2 separate regions of the Mus musculus genome follow, and region 2 is linked to region 1. The links are chromatin loops, found by intact Hi-C in ENCODE. Cell type or tissue: heart. All regions are shown on one strand. Each heading gives the region's core, and the rest is flanking DNA. Links, peaks and the distances in the headings are about the cores only.

Region 1 (8,703 bases), core at 182-8,181:
AAGGAACAGTTGTGAAGAGCTACAGGATGGCATCTGCTTCTTTGCTGCTACCTCCTGATTTGGGGAGTTTTGTTGCTGCTATTTTGAGACAGATCTCACTGGCTTTAAGCTTTTCACACATACACACACCCCCACCCCCACCCCCGCCTCAGTTTTTCAAATTTCCAAATACTGGAATTACAGGTATGTGCCACCATTCCTGGTAGATCAATGTATTTTTTTTTTTATAAAATGTACACACACACACATATATATATATACACATATATGCACACCTTAATATATATATATATATACATATATACACACATCTTAAAACACACACATATGTATATATACATACACATATAGATGCACACCTTAATATACACACACACACACACACACACACACACACACACACACGGCCGCTTTTTCACTAGTAGAGGGAATTCCATTGCTGGTCACCTCATTCTGGAATTAAAATGTTTCATGATTTTTTTTTTTCTTCCTGGTAGTAATAAAAAATCTCACTAAATCTTAACACCTCTGCTCAGCGAGTCATAGGCCAATGCCGTGGATAGGGTTGCCGTGGATAGGGTGGGGTAGCGGTGGTTCTCAATGAAGAATCTGTGTGTTCTTATCACCCGGAAGGTGAGGAACGCTGGTTATACTGCAGCACTTTAATCTGAAGGGCAAGACTGTAACTTGATTTACCTAACAAGCTGTTGATGATCCACACGTATTTTTATTTAATCTCTCTTACAGTACTAGGGACCACTGTAAATTTCTTGAGATGATTTGTATTTTTTTTTTTTTTTAGTGTCATGAAATTCATTAATATGCCTATAAAGAAACTGTATCCACTTGATCTCTGAAAATGTACATGTATATTTCTGTTCTGCATCCTGGGGTTTTGGTTTGATTTTTTGTTTTGTTTTTTTTGTTTTTAACTTGATATAAGTGCATTTTTACTGTGATAACCTAAGTGCACTGGAGCACTGCTCAGAAGAGGCAGCCTGGGGAGCTGCCTTGTGTATGAAGAGTCTGGAGGTCTCTACTGCTACTCAGACCTTTGGTATGTAACCGAGTCAGCTCTAGCGAGGACCGTCTAGGTGAAGTGAATTCCTGTGCTCTGAAATGCCACTTGGGGACTCTGGAGAATGAAGGACAGTTTACTTCGGGGGCTTTGCTGGTTTCTGCAGTGCTGGGAAACACTGCCTTTCTGACGTTGCTGTACCTCACAAGGTAATAGAGGCCCTGCCTACTTATAATAACTGTTCCTGACTATTTGGTCGGGCACTAAGGAGTGATACCAACCAAGGGAAGCCGAACCTGCATTGAGCCACTGGCAGAGGCTGGTGACAGGGAGAGCCCTGGAGCTACTGAGGCTGACCTCTGCCTTGTGCTTGTAGCTTCCACTGATGCCAACTTGAGGTGCCCTGGAGGGGCCTACACTCTGGAGAAAGAAGAGAAGGAAGGGAAGAAAGAAGAAAGAAAGAGCCCTTTCCTTGCCCATGCCTGGCTACCTCCAAGAAAGCCCAGCCAGAGATTTGGGTGGGGTATGAAGGCGTTGGATTAAATACCAGCATACTCCATTTTAGGACAGCATCCTAAAAACCAGCCAGCCCTTGGCCTAATCGTTTCATATCATCTTATCTTTGGCTTCGGCACTTGGCCTGGCTTCCCTGTTTTATTCCACCATATTACCTTTACTTGGGCCACAGAAAGAAGGAGCAAGCAACCCTGCCCTGTGCCATGCTCCACTGCTGTCCAGCAAGAGAGGCTGGTCCATGACGCTTCACCGTGCACTGTATCGAGGCTAGAGTTCTCCATCCCTAGGTTCTTCTCCCAGTCAACCACACCGCCCCCTTTGGGTGTCTTGTGCTTGCTAATTCCATGCTCTGTTGCTGAGTTACACTCTTAGCTGGACCCTCCCCCGAGTTGTGTTTCTGTCTTTGTTTTTTGAGACAGTTTCTCATGTGAGCCAGGTTAATCTTGATTTTATGGCTATTAATGACCTTGAACTCATTATCCTCCTGCCTCTGCCTTCTGAGTGCTGGGAATATCAGAGTGTGCTATCATTCACAGCTTTTAATTTTTTTTTCTGAGGGTGGGGGTGGGTACTAATTGAGGATCCTTCAAGACTGAAAATCTATTGTCTTAGATAAGAAGCATGAACCCGGGCTGGAGAGATGGCTCAGTGGTTAAGAGCTCTGACTGGGGCTGGAGAGATGGCTTAGCAGTTAAGAGCACTGTCTGATGTTCCGAAGGTCCTGAGTTCAAATCCCAGCAACCACATGGTGGCTCACAACCATCTGTAATGAGATCTGATACCCTCTTCTGGTGTATCTGAAGACAGCTTCAGTGTGCTTATTTATAATAATAAATAAAATCTTTAAAGAGAGAGAGAGAGCTGACTGCTCGTCCAGAGGTCTAGAGTTCAATTCCTGGCAACCACATGGGGACTCACAACCATCTGTAATGGAATGCAGTGCCCTCTTCTGGTGTGTCTAAAGAGGGCTATATGTACTTACATATATTAAATAAAAAAGCCTTTTTTTTTGAGAGAGAGAGAGGTGAACCCATGCCAACCCCAACTCTGACTTTTCCTACCTACTTTGATAAGCTACTAAATTGACTTTCACCTCCCTCTAACGGAAGGTTCACCTAATACTGTGTGTTTGCCTTACATGTGCAAAGCACTAGGCTTGATCACACACTCCAGCCCCAGGACTGTAAACTGAGCAATGTGACGGACGATCTGTAATCCCAGCCAGCACCAGGGAGGTGAAATCGGGTGACCAACAGTTCAATTGCATTCTCAGCAGCATAGGGAGGTTTAAGTCAGACGGCGATACACAAGCCCTTGTCTCAAAACAAACAAAACCCTAAGACTTCCTAACAATAAATACAATCACACTACCTTTCAAGGTTTGTGTCTGTACTTCAGGTTGGGTGTGATACAAGTTCCTTCTGTCTTGTTGGATGGTGGTCTCACACAAAGCCCTGCAGCCACCACCATGATCTGTGCCAACGACTGCATCTCTGTCCTGACTCTTCATAGTCCTGAGTGACCATGGCATTAACACCATGAGAATGTCTACCCAAAAGTTTCCAGAGGGAAGTCTTTGCCTTGGGTTCAGAAGCACCCCATATGACAAGCAGACCCCAGGGGCAGTCAGCTCAGCTGATCACTAAGAAGTTATCAGATGTCTCCTCCCCCGCTCACTAATCCAGCTCACCTTTCCATCGAGGCTGTGGAGCATCTGTTAGCCTCACAGGTGTGGAGCGTGGCTCATAGACACCGCCCCACTCCATAGACTCTGGAAGGGGGCAGATACTGTTCCCCCCACAGAAATCACATTACAGGGCTCATGAACATAATCCCAGCCCCCCCAAATAGATTCTTGATAAAACTCACAGCCCTCTTAAGGAGGGCCGGACAGCTTGGGGAATTCTAGAGTCTCTGAGAGCAAAGTTTTCCTAAATGATTGTCGTTGTGAGGTTTGCTTCTCTTGCCTCTTTGTTTCCCTCAGGTTGGTTCCTGCTACTGCTACCAATGAGCACTTACCGTCAGCCTAGTATGTTTTCAAATATCCACTTTGAGAAAGGTCACAAGTGTCTTGTCCTATGAGTCCCTTTAACTTGACAATTACTAACAGAAAGCTTTTGTTTAGATAGATAGATCAGACAAAGAAGACCAGGGAAATGGTTACAGAGTATATAAACAGCATAAATAGAAGCTTTCCCAAATCTGGACTTCTGGTAGAGGTTAACCCCCAAGGTCCAGCAAGCACCTGCCCATCTCAAGCCAGGTAGCCTTGAATGCTACCTGATGCGGTTACTTTGACTTAATGCCAGGATTTTCCCTTAAGGACGATGCCCTTTAAAAAGAGATCACTGTTTGGCTTTTCAATCTTAAATGTTTTCCAAAGCCTCGTATTACATGCTGGGTGACCATCACGATGGCTTTGCCACACAAGCCTGGGGACCTGGGTTGGATCCTAAGAACCCACTGTGGAAGGAGAGGGCTAGTGCCTTGTAAGTTAGCTGTCCCCCACACGTGCACTGTGGTTTATCAGTGCCTGCATGTACAGACACTGAGGATTTTGGTTGTCAGCCTGTGGCACTATTGGAAGATGGCCCAAGTGCTAGGAGGGAAATGTAGTGAAAATAATTTAGGTCATTGGGGGTATGTCCTTGAAGGGGATGCTGAGAACTCTACTCCTTCCTGAGTCTCTTTCCTGGCCACTATGAAGGATCAGCCCTATGTCCCAGCCAGGATATGCTGTGGCAACACAAACTTAGGGCAGAAGAGCCAATCTGAAATGAGAAACCCAAATAAACCTGCCTTTTTCAATCGATCACACCAGGCTCTTCGCTCCTATAGTGGGACTCTTAACCACACAGGACCTCTGTTTTGAACATACCCTCGTGAAGATGACCATAATTTGCAACAATCAGTACTTTACCAACGTGGGCTGATAAGATCGGAGCTGACATCCACCCACCGAGAAAAGCCAGGTCCTTTCTAAAGCATGACTGCCACCTATGGGCCACAGCGGGGAATCTGCTGCTGGAGGGCCCTCTGCTATCAGCCCATCCTTGTTCCGTTTGCAGGATGTTGCCTGTCCTTCAGTAAACCCAAGGTGTCAGCACACAGCCTTCCTTACCTTTGAGCTTAATAACCAAACAAGCAGATCTTGTGTTCGGGGCTCCCCTTTCAGCACCATCTTCAGGATCCCTACAGCCCCCCCCCCCCCGGGGCATCCTGACCATCAATTCTGACCCCAAACTGGCTTACTTGGTCCAGCACCTCCCACAACCAAAAGCTCAAGGGTGAATGTTCTCAGCATTTTGGTTCTCTGCTTTGTCACACAGAAGACTGTATCCTGAGCTCTGGAAAGGGTCATGTTGGTGACACAGATGCAGCCTCCACAGATTTGAAAAGAGATCGTTGCTTTTGTTCAAGAATATTGATGGGTGATAGACTCAGGCTGCACCTTCACTGCAAAAGGGAGGCACCAAACTAATTTTAATTTTTGGTCAAGGCAGATATTGAGTCTATTAGACAAATGAGACAGACTTAGAGACAGGAGACCCTTAGCTTCCTAAGTCGCATCTGGGTGTCGAAGGGCAGATTCAGGTAGGTGCGGTATCAGTCACAGCTGCACAGGAAGAGTCCAAGGCTCTGGCAGGGGATTGTTGCAGCCCAGGAGTCTGAAACTTCCTAACCTGTCTGACTTTGAGGTTTAGAAAAGCGGCCATCAAGCTCTGCTCTGTCGCACTGCGCTTACACAGCTTTCAAGCCAAGAGGGATTTGTAGATTTACGTGATTTAAAGAAAAATCAAGATAGTGGCATCCATTACATGAAATTCAAACTTTGGTGTTCACAGAAGGAGATTCACTAGGCAGGACCATACTCATTTATGTTCATGGCTACTTATGTCTTTGGCTATTTTCAACTTTATAATAGCAGGGTCACATGGCTTCAGCACAGTCCATGATTTTGAAATCCCTTGCTATCTGGCCTTTTATACAAAAAGCATATCACTATTCTAGAATTGATATTGGGGCAAGGAGATAGTGTTCTTTGATTCTAGTGGAATTATGAAAATAGCTCAGACTGGGAAAATGGAGTCCACATAATTCAATCCCCTCAGAGACGTTGCATAAGGCCAGATAGTTTTCCAGCTCTATAGTCTCCCAGAAGCGCAGTCTGGAGGAGTATCTAGTATCTCTGCTGAGTGCAGTAAAGTGGGTCCTGTGACCACTTCTTATCTGTCACATGTCAGCTAGGAGTGGTGGCACACAGAAATCCCAGCGGAGGCAGATGAGCATGAATTTGAGGTCAGCCTGGGCTATAAGGGTTTATCTCAAAATATTGTTTTTCAAAAGAAGAGGTAAAGAAAATGTTAACAGATATCTCTAGTTTTGGATGTTCAAGAAGTTGGGCATATTACTCCTCTTCAGTCATATATATATACATACACACACATATATACATATATATATATATTCTGTGTGTGCACACATGTATGAGTTTATGTGTGAGAGTGTGAGTACATGCTTGTGTGACTGTGTGTATATATAAATACACACACACATATATAAACAAAAGGGGGGCTGGCGAGATGGCTCAGTGGGTAAGAGCGCCGACTGCTCTTCTGAAGGTCGTGAGTTCAAATTCCAGCAACCACATGGTGGCTCACAACCATCCGTAACGAAATCTGATCCCCTCTTCTGGAGTATCTGAGGACAGCTACAGTGTACTTACATATAATAAATAAATAAATCTTAAAAAAAAAAAGGGAAAGGTGACTAAGACCTAGACAAGCCCTGCCCACACTCCATACTGTGGCTCTCTTGTCAGTGAGTGCTGGAGAATGAGTGTCCACTAAAGAGCTCAGGTGATGGAGAAGAAACGCAATCAAAACAGCTCCAAGGCCTGATGAGACAGCCAAGCTTGGAGTGGCTACAAGAATCCTCAGAATGAAAGTGGCCTGGTCCCAAAGTTGCGGTCAAGTGAGCAGAGAGTAACACAGCTAGGGCGGGGTCACACACCTCACTGGTGGCTCACACTAGATTAGAAGGGTCTAAACAGATGATCTGAGGAATTCCATCTATTTAATGTTTCTCCCGGGCCCACCCAGGACTGCTATTCATAGCCCCTGTACCTTTTTTTACACAGTGTTAGCCCTCCCCAAGATGATTAGACTGCAAGAATTTGCAGTCATAGGGAAGGTGGGCAGACCAGACTGACAGTGTGCTATAATGACTGTATCTAGCCCGGGGCAGGGCAGATGGGATTCCTTGTCTCCAGACCAGCATCTCTTTGAGCACATTCCTTTCTGGTCTCCCTTCTAGAAAAAGCCCCGATCTCAAAAATTGGCATTGCACACACGGCCCATGCCTGGACAGTCTTCCCAGCAGTCTGTCTGGAGCTACCTCTTCATGTCTGCTTCCCCAGAGGCTCTAATGCAGCTATTGTGGCAGTCTCTCAGGAGTGCCTCAGATAAAACAGACGCCACTGTGGGTGGCCAGTAGCTCTCAGCAGAGTGGATGACAGGAAGTCCCGGAAGTACCAGGAATGAAATACCCGAAGTACCAAGAGCTGCAGTGACAGATGCCAGCAATCTGATTCGGTTCCGTGTATAATGTAAGAACGACATCAGAGCAGAATCGGTGGCATGTAACTGTGACCCACACTCCAAGACTGAATCAGGAAGATTGAGGGATGGAAATCAGCCTAGGGTACACAAGAAGACCCTGTCTCAAAAACTTTAAAAACATTCTTGAGAACCCATTATTATTTCTAATGCTAACGGAGTTGCTTCTAGAGATCTGGATAAAAACATCAGCTGCACCGTCTGAAAAGCATACACACATAAAAAATGAAATTATGAAAAAAATAAAATGAGTAGCAGTCAAATTAGTAAGCCCCCCCCCACCCCCCGAGCTGGCCAGTGAGTCACCACTCCTCATTCTCCCATTCCTATCATCCCCACTCGACCCCTCTTTGTTCAGCCCAGACAGGAAATTGGGGAAGGGACGCTCCTGGACAAAGGGACCATCCTTTCTGAAGGCAGGACCTGGAAGAGATGCCTGCCCATGTGCCTGTCAGTGATAGGAAAAGTTCCCTGACAGAGGCAGGGAATCTGGGGCAGGGAGAAGTGCTGGACCTCAGAGTCAGAGTCAGTTTTACTCGTGTGTGTGTGTGTGTGTGTGTGTGTGTGTGTGTGTGTGTGTGTGTCCCTAACCCTTACCCTGTGCTTATGCTGTGCAGATTCCAGTGAGATCAATCTATGGTCTTCTTCCTCAGTTTTCCCGGAACGCAATGGATCAGGCTGAACTAGAACTCATAAAGATCTGTCCGCCTCTACCTTCCAAGTGCTGGGATTAGAAAAGGTGTGTGCCACCACGCCCAGGCCACTCTTTTAAAGAATCCTTTCACTGGGGCTGTAGAAATGGCTCTGTAGTTAAGAGTACCTGTTGCTCTTTTAGAAGGCCCGAGTTCTGTCCCTAGCACTCACTCTGGGCCACTTGCAGCTGCCTGCCATCCTAGCTCCAGGAGATCCGATGCCTTCTGACTACTGCAGGCTTCTGCACACACGTGACTATAATTACACTGACACATATACGTAAATAAAAGGGGTTTTATTTGTCTGTTTTTGTTTCTCGAGACAGTTTTTCTCTTTGTAGTCCTGGCTGTCCTAGAACTCACTCTGTAGACCAGGCTGGCCTCGAACTCACATTAAATCCGCCTGCCTCTGCCTCCCTAGTGCTGGATTAAAGGCGTGCACCACCACTGCTCCTCTAAATAAAGGTTGTAAGAGAAGTGTCTGCTCTGCAGATAATTCTTGCAAGGCCCAAGACCATCAGAGCAGGGAAGGACAAACAGCTGGGTGACAGACAAAGCACAGCCTATGGTCAGCAAGCTGCCCCTTTTCTCAACTATAGTTCTGGGAACACACAATCTCATTGGATACAAAGGAAGCCCATGGCATCTCACTCCTCATTATAACTCTCCCGGGAGCAGCTAGCCTTGCCTACTCAACTCTGTCTTCCCGAGGTTCAGCGCTTCTAGCTGAGGAGTCACCATGAATGTGGTCATTGTGTCACCTGGGCTCTTTTGATGAATAAGCATCTTTCCTCTTTTGGGGGTGGTTGTTATCAGCTGCATGGAAATATATTGATCTTCTAAAGAAGGTAGCTATACT
Region 2 (8,703 bases), core at 242-8,241, 49 kb before region 1:
TGCTGGCTGTTCTGCTTGCCGGTGACTATGTCTACCTTGCTGCTGCAGCTGCTGCCCCCACCCTTCACTGACAATGGAATCCAGCTTCTTTGGCTTTTCAAAGAGAACTGAAGATCAGTGGCTCTCCAGGAATTTTCCAGGCCTTTAGCACCAGGTTAGAATGACTGAAGCATTGTTAACTTGAGATGCCCAAGAGAAAGACCAGTTACACAATTTTTGAGCCCAATTTAAGCAAGCTTTAATAAAATACTAATGAGGGTAATGGACTCTGGCCAGGAAAATCCCAAGGTATATTCCTAAGAAATGAAGACAAGTGACATATTTCAGAGTCCTAAAAGGGCAAAACTATAAGGCCACCTCATATTTCCCATCAGTTCCAAACAGGGCAAAGCAAATATCCCGTTGTACTTCCTACCTGTGTACCTCCTGCCTACATCCAATCAGGCACCAAGTGTATACATCCTGATGTATTTTCTGCCTACATACCTCCTGCCTACACCCGATCAGGCATAGCACAGTCGAGTCAAACAGACTTATTTAGGGGAGTAAAAACTTATGGTTTCCGGCTGGAGAGATGGCTCAGCGGTTAAGAGCACTGACTGCTCTTCCAGAGGTCCTGAGTTCAATTCCCATCAACCACATGGTGGCTCACAACCATCTGTAATGGGATCCAATGCCCTCTTCTGGTGTGCCTGAACACAGTATGCTGATACACATAAAATAAATAAATCTTTTAAAAACAAAACCCAAAAAACGTGTGGCTTCTTATCACCGGTAAACAATAGCCTCTAGCATCTCAGGAAATCCTTGTGCAAGGGGTTTAGGCACAGTAGGACATAACTTTAGTTCTCACAGCATCCAGCCTGTAACCACTTCTGTAGCCTGGCTTCTCCTGTGTGCAGGTAGCCATCGCTAGATTCCCTAACCCATATCATGTTAACCATTCTAATAAATCCCTTTTGTAACATACAGTCATTCTATTGGTTCTTTTCCTCCAGAGAACCTTGACTAATACAGGCAGTGTGGTCAGACTCTTAAGTTCCTGCTCTTCACTCAGTACAATCCTGCTTCCAGGGGGCAGTTTGAAAAGGGGGGAGACTGAGTTCAGCTGGTAGAGAGCTTACTTAGCCTGCACCCGCACAGCACAGTGTAAGCGTGCAGTAGCTGCAGGCTAGAAAGGTTGGAGGCTAGTCAGAGAGAAGACAGCCTGTCTAAGCGCGCGTGAGTATGTACGTCCGTCCTCTGTCCATGTGTGCGTGCGTGCTTACAATGACGTAAGGCATCGCGACCAGCAGCTTGTGTTCCTCCAATGAAAATGAATGTCCTAGAGGATTCTATAATTCAATTAGCTTTACTACATTTTCTTACATTTGTGTTTTTTAAAGGAAAGCCCATTGATTTGGAAAGTGTGCTTAAGAGTGAGATGCCTGGGTTCAAATCTGGGTTCTCGATCTTTGGGACACTAGAGAAGAGGTTACCTACTTTAAGTGTCTGATTTTTTTTTCTTTATAAAATTATGACAAAATGCTCTTTTATGTGTTTGGGTGGGGAAGCTCATTTGGGTTCACTTAGATAGTCTGATTTGTACTAAGTACTTGATGACTTAGCAGGAGTCTTCTAGAAAATTCCAGCATCACTAGTCTCCAGGAAGGAATGTAAGAAGACACCAGGGCCAGGATGCATTATAGGAGACATCTGAATAGCCTTCCTGTTTTTCCAACTTTCAACAAATGTCTGCAGTTTTTGTTTTTATTTTGTGAAATAGGATCTTGCTACGTAGTCAGGCTAGCCTTGAACTCATAAAATTCCTCCCTCAGCCCGCCAGGTGCTGGGTGTGTACCACCGCTCTTCCTGGGATCTTGGCTCAAGTGTCATCTTAGTGATGTCCTTCATATTCTTGGATTTCCTCAGTCAGTTCAAAACCACGACACACATCAAGCAAGGGCTTCTGTAGGACACCATGTCACTCAGAGCCCTGGATTCTTCAGAAAGAAGCGCGAAACAAAGCAAAACCCCAGACGTGTATCTCCAAGGAGGGCTAGGGCCTGTCTTAGCTAGGGTTTCTATTGCTGAGACTAAATGCCATGGCCCTGCTCTCCCAAATAAAAAGCAAGTTGGAGAAGAAAAGGTTTATTTGGCTCACACTTCCACAACACTTCATCATAGAAGGAACTCAGGACAGGAACTCAAACCAGGGCAGGAGCCTGGAGGCAGGAGCTGATGCAGAGGCCATGGAGGGTGCTGCTTACTGCCTTGCTTCCCATGTCTTGCTCAGCCTGTTTTCTTATAGAACTTGTAATAGCCAAACTCAGGACCTCCAGCCCAGAGATGGCATCACCCACAATGGACTGGGCCCTTCCCCATTGCTCACTAAGTGAGAAAATGCCTTACATCTGGATCTCACGGAGGCAGTTCCTCAAGGGAGGCAATTCCTTTCTCTCTGATGACTCCAGCTTGTGTCAAGTTGACACAAACCCAGCCAGTACAGGACCTAAGGTAAGAGCCCATGGCCCTAGAAAAACATATTCTGACACACACATAAATCTGTGCAATGTCAGAAGCTCTCAGACGCCATGAGCTCCATCTGGTATTTCCTCGGAGTCTGTGGGACCCTGGCAGGACAGATACCATCTTCAGTACCTTCCCAGACAGTCACCCCAGAGTCATAGCAACAGGGAGACAACCCTCTACTCCCCTCCCTCTGCCTTCACTTAAGCAGGAGGTACCAATACCAGGAAGTAGCCACTGCCTGAAGGAAGAAAGGCTAGAAGCAGCTGGCAATCGACCACAGCTTGAACCCAGCCCTCAGGCAGTGGCAAAGCTGGGAACCCTGAGGCTCTGAGCTTCCAGAAGCTTCACAGTTTCAGTAAATTCCCCATCAGAAAGCACTGGCAGCAATGTGGGCCTGGCCGGAAAATCTGACAGAGAGAAGGTAGCCTGGAGTGTTTCTAGGACTATCACGGACAGCGCTCTGACGACTAGCTGCACAATTCATGTGCATCTCACCAAGGCGAACGGAAAAAAAGAAACAAAAAGGAAAGGGTCCGGCTGTTCCTAGGTGTGTGTGTGGGGGGGGGGGGGCAGGGGAGTGTTGACAGTAGATAAAAGGGAGTGCACAGCCAGAGGCAGGGACATCTGGGATTCTCCAGAATGGACAATGGCCCTGAGCAATGAGGGGAGAGGGGGAGGGAGAGAAGGGAGGGGAACCAGGTGCAACAGCTAAGAGAGCAAAAGGTTAAAAAAAAAGGGAGGGTAACCAAAATGGCTGCATTCTATAGAGAAGAGCATCTAAGGGGGGGGGGGGGGGCTCAGTTCCTGGGATGCAGGGTTCAGGGTTAGAGGGTGGGGTATGCCAGCCACATCACTGTAACAGGTAGGGACTGAAGGATGCTGAAAGAATCTGGGAGTCAGGTCTACTTTGATATGCTCCATAGGCATATCTCAGGGTTTGAGACTTAACATAGAACACTTCCCTTTGAGACAGTCTTACTATGTAACGTACTGTGTCCAGGCTGACCTCAAACTCAAGGTCCTATTGCCTACACCTCCAGAGGACTTGTGATGCAGGCATGTGCATGTGGGGCCTTGTGTTTTACCACAACGTTGGCAACATAGAGAGACCCTGTCTCAAAAGTATCTATCCTTCCTTCCTTCCTCCCTCCCTCCCTCCCTGCCTTCCTTCCTTCCTTCCTTCCTTCCTTTCTTCCTTTCTTCCTTTCTCCCTTCCCTCCTTCCTTCCTTCCCTCCTTCCTGGTGTCTGTGTCTACATTCACATTATTGTGGATGCGCAGAGAGCAGAGGACAATGTGCCAGAGTCAGTTCTCCCCTCCATTATACGGGGCCTAGAGCTCAAACTTAGATCATCAGGCACCTTTGCCTGCTGAGCCACCTCACCGGACGACTTTACCATAACTTTGAAAAAAGTTCCCAAGCCAAAAATTGGGATGTAGTTGGCACAGTGTTTGCCTAGCAGACACAAAGTCCTGGGCTCCATCCCTGGCACCAAAAACAAAACAAAAACAAGCAACAACAAAAACCACAGGCGGAGGGACACATACCTTAAAATTCCAGCACTCCGGGGATCAAAACGTTTCTCAGCTACCCAAAAACTTTGAGGCCAGTCTAGGCTACGGAAGGCCATGTCTCAAAGAGTGGAGGAAGAGGGGGGAGTTTCTAGACAATAACGCCTCTAGATCTTTTAGGATCCTGCACTACAGGAGTCACTGGCAGCATTTTGGTCTGGGAGCTGTTTAATCAGCAGGAAGTTGACAGTGGGAGGCCCCACTGTGGTCCAGCTGCTAAAAGGAACCACAGAGTTAGGAAAATTGGTGGGCTTTGTTGGAGGGGGTTACAATGGCCCACAGGATTGTCCTGTCTTCCTTCCCTCTGACTTTTTTTTTTTTTTTTTTTTTTTTGATTCTCAAACTTAGACTAAGAGGCTTTTCCTGGTCATCAAGTTTTGAGACAGCAGGTGGCGATGTTCAGCAAACTTGGGCACTAGCAAGAAACCTGAACTTTGAACATGGGAATTAGTCCCCTATAGCCTGCTAACCACCTCCTTTTATGACTACCGCCAAATACGGTGCTGGACAAAGGACTTTTCTTCCTCCTTAAGCTTTGCAGAGCTCCTCAGTGGATCATAGGACAGAATGCAGCTGGGATCAGAGAGAGAGAGAGAGAGAGAGAGAGAGAGAGAGAGAGAGAGAGAGAGAGAGAGTGAGAGTGTGTGTGTGTGTGTGTGTGTGTGTGTGTTCGGATTTCAAAGGCCTTTGGAATGCAGTTCTGGTAAAGTCCTGGGTGGAGGCCACCTGAAGTCTTTCTGGAGAGGTGAAGAAATTCAGAGGCGTCTCCATACTTCTTCTGCCCAGCACACAGCACCCTCTGCCTGCTCCTCATGGTTTTAAGTTTGGCACCTTTCCTCAGAAAGCTGAGTTCGGGATGGGTGGTGATGGTGTCCATCTTTATCCCAGCACTCAGGAGGCAGAGGCAGGTGAATCTCTGCGTTAGAGGCCAGCCTGGTCTACCGAGAGAGTTCTGGGACAGCCAGGGCTACACAGAGGAAGTCCTAGGTTTGATCCTCAAAATTGTCAAAAAAAAAAAAAAACAAAAAAAACAAAACAAGCAGAGGGAGCTGGAACTCTGCAGTAAAACATATCTTAGTTTTATATTTATTAAAACTATTTCTTATTTTTAAAACACGTTTATTTCATGGGGGTGTGATTCACATGTGGTATCACGTGAGTATGGGAGCGTGAGAACAAGTTATAAAAGTCAGTTTCATGCGTCTACCATGAAATCACTCTTTCGATCTTGTGGGTCCTGGGGATTGAACTCTGGTCATCAGGCTGGGCAGTGAACATGTTACCTGCTGAACTCTCACACCAGCCCCTGATTTACTTATATTTCTTATACATATGACTGGTGTGTGTGTGTGTGTGTGTGTGTGTGTGCGTGTGCCACATGTGTCTGCTGCCTTTAGAGGCCAGAGTAAGGCATTGGATCTCCTGGATGTGGAGTTACAGAAGAGAAGAAAATGAGTTGCCAGTGTAGTGTGTGCTGGGAACCAAAATGGATCCTCTATAAAAACCCTCTTAATCATCACTGAGGTGTCTTCTCAGCCCCACCTTAGACATATTTTAAAATTAAATTATATTAATTTTGTTTTTGTTTTCGTTTTTCGAGACAGGGTTTCTCTGTGTAGCCCTGACTGTTGTGGAACTCATTCTGTAGACCAGGCTGGTCTCAAACTCAGAAATCCGCCTGCCTCTGCCTCCCAAATGTTGGGATTAAAGGCGTGCACCACCACTGCCTGGCAATTATATTTATTTTTAAAGGGTTATTACTTGGTTTTGAATATGTGTATAGGTTTGTGCATATGGGTACAGGCGCTTTGGATTCCCTAGATTTGAAGTTTATAGGTAGTAACTTTGAACTTGAGAACTGGTCATGCATACAGCCTAGTAGCCAGGATGTAATATTGCATTCACCAGAGTTAAAGCTACAGGTGATTGTGAACTGTACCATGTGGGTGCTAGACATGAAACGGGTCCTCTGGAAGAGCAGCAAGGGCTTTTCACTGATGATCCACATCTCCAGCCTGTTTATTTATTGGGGGGAGGGGGGCGGGGACATGTGTGTACCAAAGCATGCACTGGAAGGTAGGGGACAGCCCCTAGAAGTTGGATCTCTCCTTCCATCATCATGTGAGTCTCAGAGGTTAAACTCGTAAATAGACATGGCAGCAAGTGCCTTTACCTACTGAGCTATCTGGTTGGCCTCTTAGATGTACGTTTTAACTTCCAGGTTGTTGTTGTTGTTGTTGTTGTTGTTATTCAGCAAAGAAAAGAAAGGTTCGGAAGGCATGAGCAAGTAGTAGGTGGCCTCATGGTACCTGCATGAGGGTCAAAGCCTTGAAATGAGAGGAATGTTAAGCCCCTGGAGTCAGCCATCCATCTATCTCCCTGGGCCTTGCTTCCATTGGAGACAGGGCTCCGGGAAGTGAAAACACCACGCTGGTCTCACAGCCCCAGTAAATGATAAAGCATCAAGGACACCAAAGCCCTCAGAGGTCACAAGCACACTGGTCTCCCCTCTGCCTCCTTTGCTTCCACTTTGCCTTTCTCTGGCCCCTCTGGTTTATACAGCTTAGCTTTATGTATGTGGATTGGAGACGACCTTGAATCCTTCTGGGGAACAGGGCAGGGAACAAATAAATAGAAAGAAAACTCCTTAAAGGACTAGATGCCTGATGCCGACTGAACCACGTGATGACATAAGAAACCGTCATCCTTGCGTGGTCAGATCATGAGAACACCGGTGGAGGAAGGCTCTCCTCCCAGAGCAAGATGGCAGAGCCTCCCTGGTCTGAGCCTTAGGCTGCTGAGATTCCTGATTGCAGGGGGTAGGGTGGGAGGACACGGCTGGATGGGTGTGCCGTTATTGACTTGTGATCCTTCCCCAAACCCTGACTAGAGAGCTTATAAATCCATAAAGCCAGAACACTGGAAATGACTTTTCTAAAAGAACACTATGAGGATTAGGAAGTGGCTGGGGGTAGAGTGCTTGCCTAGCATGGAAAAGTCCCTGGGTTTGTTTGTCACATGTATACACACACACACACACATACACACACACACACACACACAGAGAGAGAGAGAGAGAGAGAGAGAGAGAGAGAGAGGCTGAGATAACAAGCAAACTGTACACATAAAATAGCATAGAACCACTGGTCTACGTATGCCTTTATGCCTTGCTTGTTTCTTTCATTTTATTTTCTATTGCACATGTCCCTCTCCTAAGCAATCGCCTTCCTCAAGTCAGTGAGACTGTCTTAGGATTCTCATGTATACCTCTCCCAAGGCTAGACTGAAAACAACACGGTGCTTGTTTGCCAAGATTCCCTAAGCCCCTTGGTTCTGTTGTCTCTGTGAAAATCTCCTTTTCTTTCAGATGATTGACAGAGAACAGCTTTTGTCCATATCAGCCCCATAAATCGCGTGTTGGCCTTGACAAGAGCTTGTGGGTGTGTGGGTGTGTGGATGTATGGGTGTGTGGGTGTGTGGGTGTGACGGGGGCACTCGTTCTGTTGTACTTTCCCTCACTCTGTAGACCAGGCTGGCCTCGAACTCAGAAATCCACTTGCCTCTGCCTCTCAAGTGCTGGGATTAAAGGTGTGCACCACCACTGCCCGGCTTGATCCCTGATATCTATGCTAAGGAGAAAAGAGAGAGCAGACACCATAATGTCGTCATATGACCCCTATACACTAGCTGTGACATACATATGTGCATACATAATACATACATACATCATACATACATATATGCATACACACACACACACACCACACACACAAAACACACACACTGGACAGAATAGTGTTCTGAAACATGGTATTGGTTGAAAAGCTCATGGACAAAGGCTGAGACTGAAATCCACAACTCTGGCTGTCCTGCATATTCATGCATTAAAAAGTGATTCTTGGCAGGGCAGTGGAAGCACACACCTTTAATCCCAGCAGAGGCAGGTTGATCTCTGAGTTTGAGGCCAGCCTGGTCTACGGAACGAATTCTAGGATAGCTAGGGCTATACAGAGAAACAGTCCTAAAACAAAACAAAACAAAACAAAACAAAATGACAAAAAGTGATTCCGGACTCTGTAACATTATATGGCAGGGCAGTGTTTGTGCTTCGGTGGAAACTTTCATTATCTGCAGCACACTCTGGGGCATCCCGTTTAGAGTCAATGGCAGCTATTTTGCAGCACTGTAAGCTATAGACAACCACTAACAATGCAACATTCATGAAAGCCAATTGTCTAGCTGTGACACTGCCCTTCTCCACCGAGGAAAAACCAGTTCTGCTTCCATCTGCCATTCGTTAAGACATCTTTGACCTATAAATGTGTATGTTCCTGAGGGCTCACCTCTGAACAGGTCATAGCATCTTACCAGTTTCTCTTATTGATAACCTAAATAAAATTTTAGTGACCATTTTATATCTGTATGAGAGTCATGATTTCATCTTTATCTTTTTTTAAATTATTTTTTTTAATGAGCTCAGAAGGCATCAGGCTTCCGGGCAGCATTAAACTCTGTCTCCTGAGCATGCTTCTCCCTCGTCCAAACCACATGTGTTCTATTTCCCTCATTACCCACGTCCCTTAGAGCCCCCTCCCCCACCTCTCATCAGCTCCACACATGT

Evidence for each region. A loop is a pair of places that touch in the nucleus more often than their neighbours do. Peaks named below come from ENCODE experiments on the same cell type or tissue, not always from the same donor. Only the 100,000 strongest peaks of a DNase experiment are listed, where the experiment ranks them.
Region 2: a loop joins it to region 1, with 4 times the contacts of the local background. A loop is called at or near these places in 39 of 42 quality-filtered maps.

What each region holds. Positions count from the first base shown.
Region 1 is chr8:27,132,982-27,141,684 of GRCm38, reverse strand. It overlaps Rab11fip1 (RAB11 family interacting protein 1 (class I)), which reads left to right. Exons shown (of 6, transcript NM_001080813.2): 6 at 1-2,912. Among named protein-coding and RNA genes, the nearest start is that of 4933416M07Rik, 5.6 kb to the left of the region's middle. In heart, for the core only: a CTCF peak has its summit at 4,537; no DNase peak of the experiment used is centred there; H3K4me3 peaks cover 732 bases; H3K27ac peaks cover 1,422 bases.
Region 2 is chr8:27,182,475-27,191,177 of GRCm38, reverse strand. No RefSeq gene overlaps it. Among named protein-coding and RNA genes, the nearest start is that of Rab11fip1, 12 kb to the right of the region's middle. In heart, for the core only: a CTCF peak has its summit at 4,470 (motif pointing right); no DNase peak of the experiment used is centred there; H3K27ac peaks cover 1,192 bases.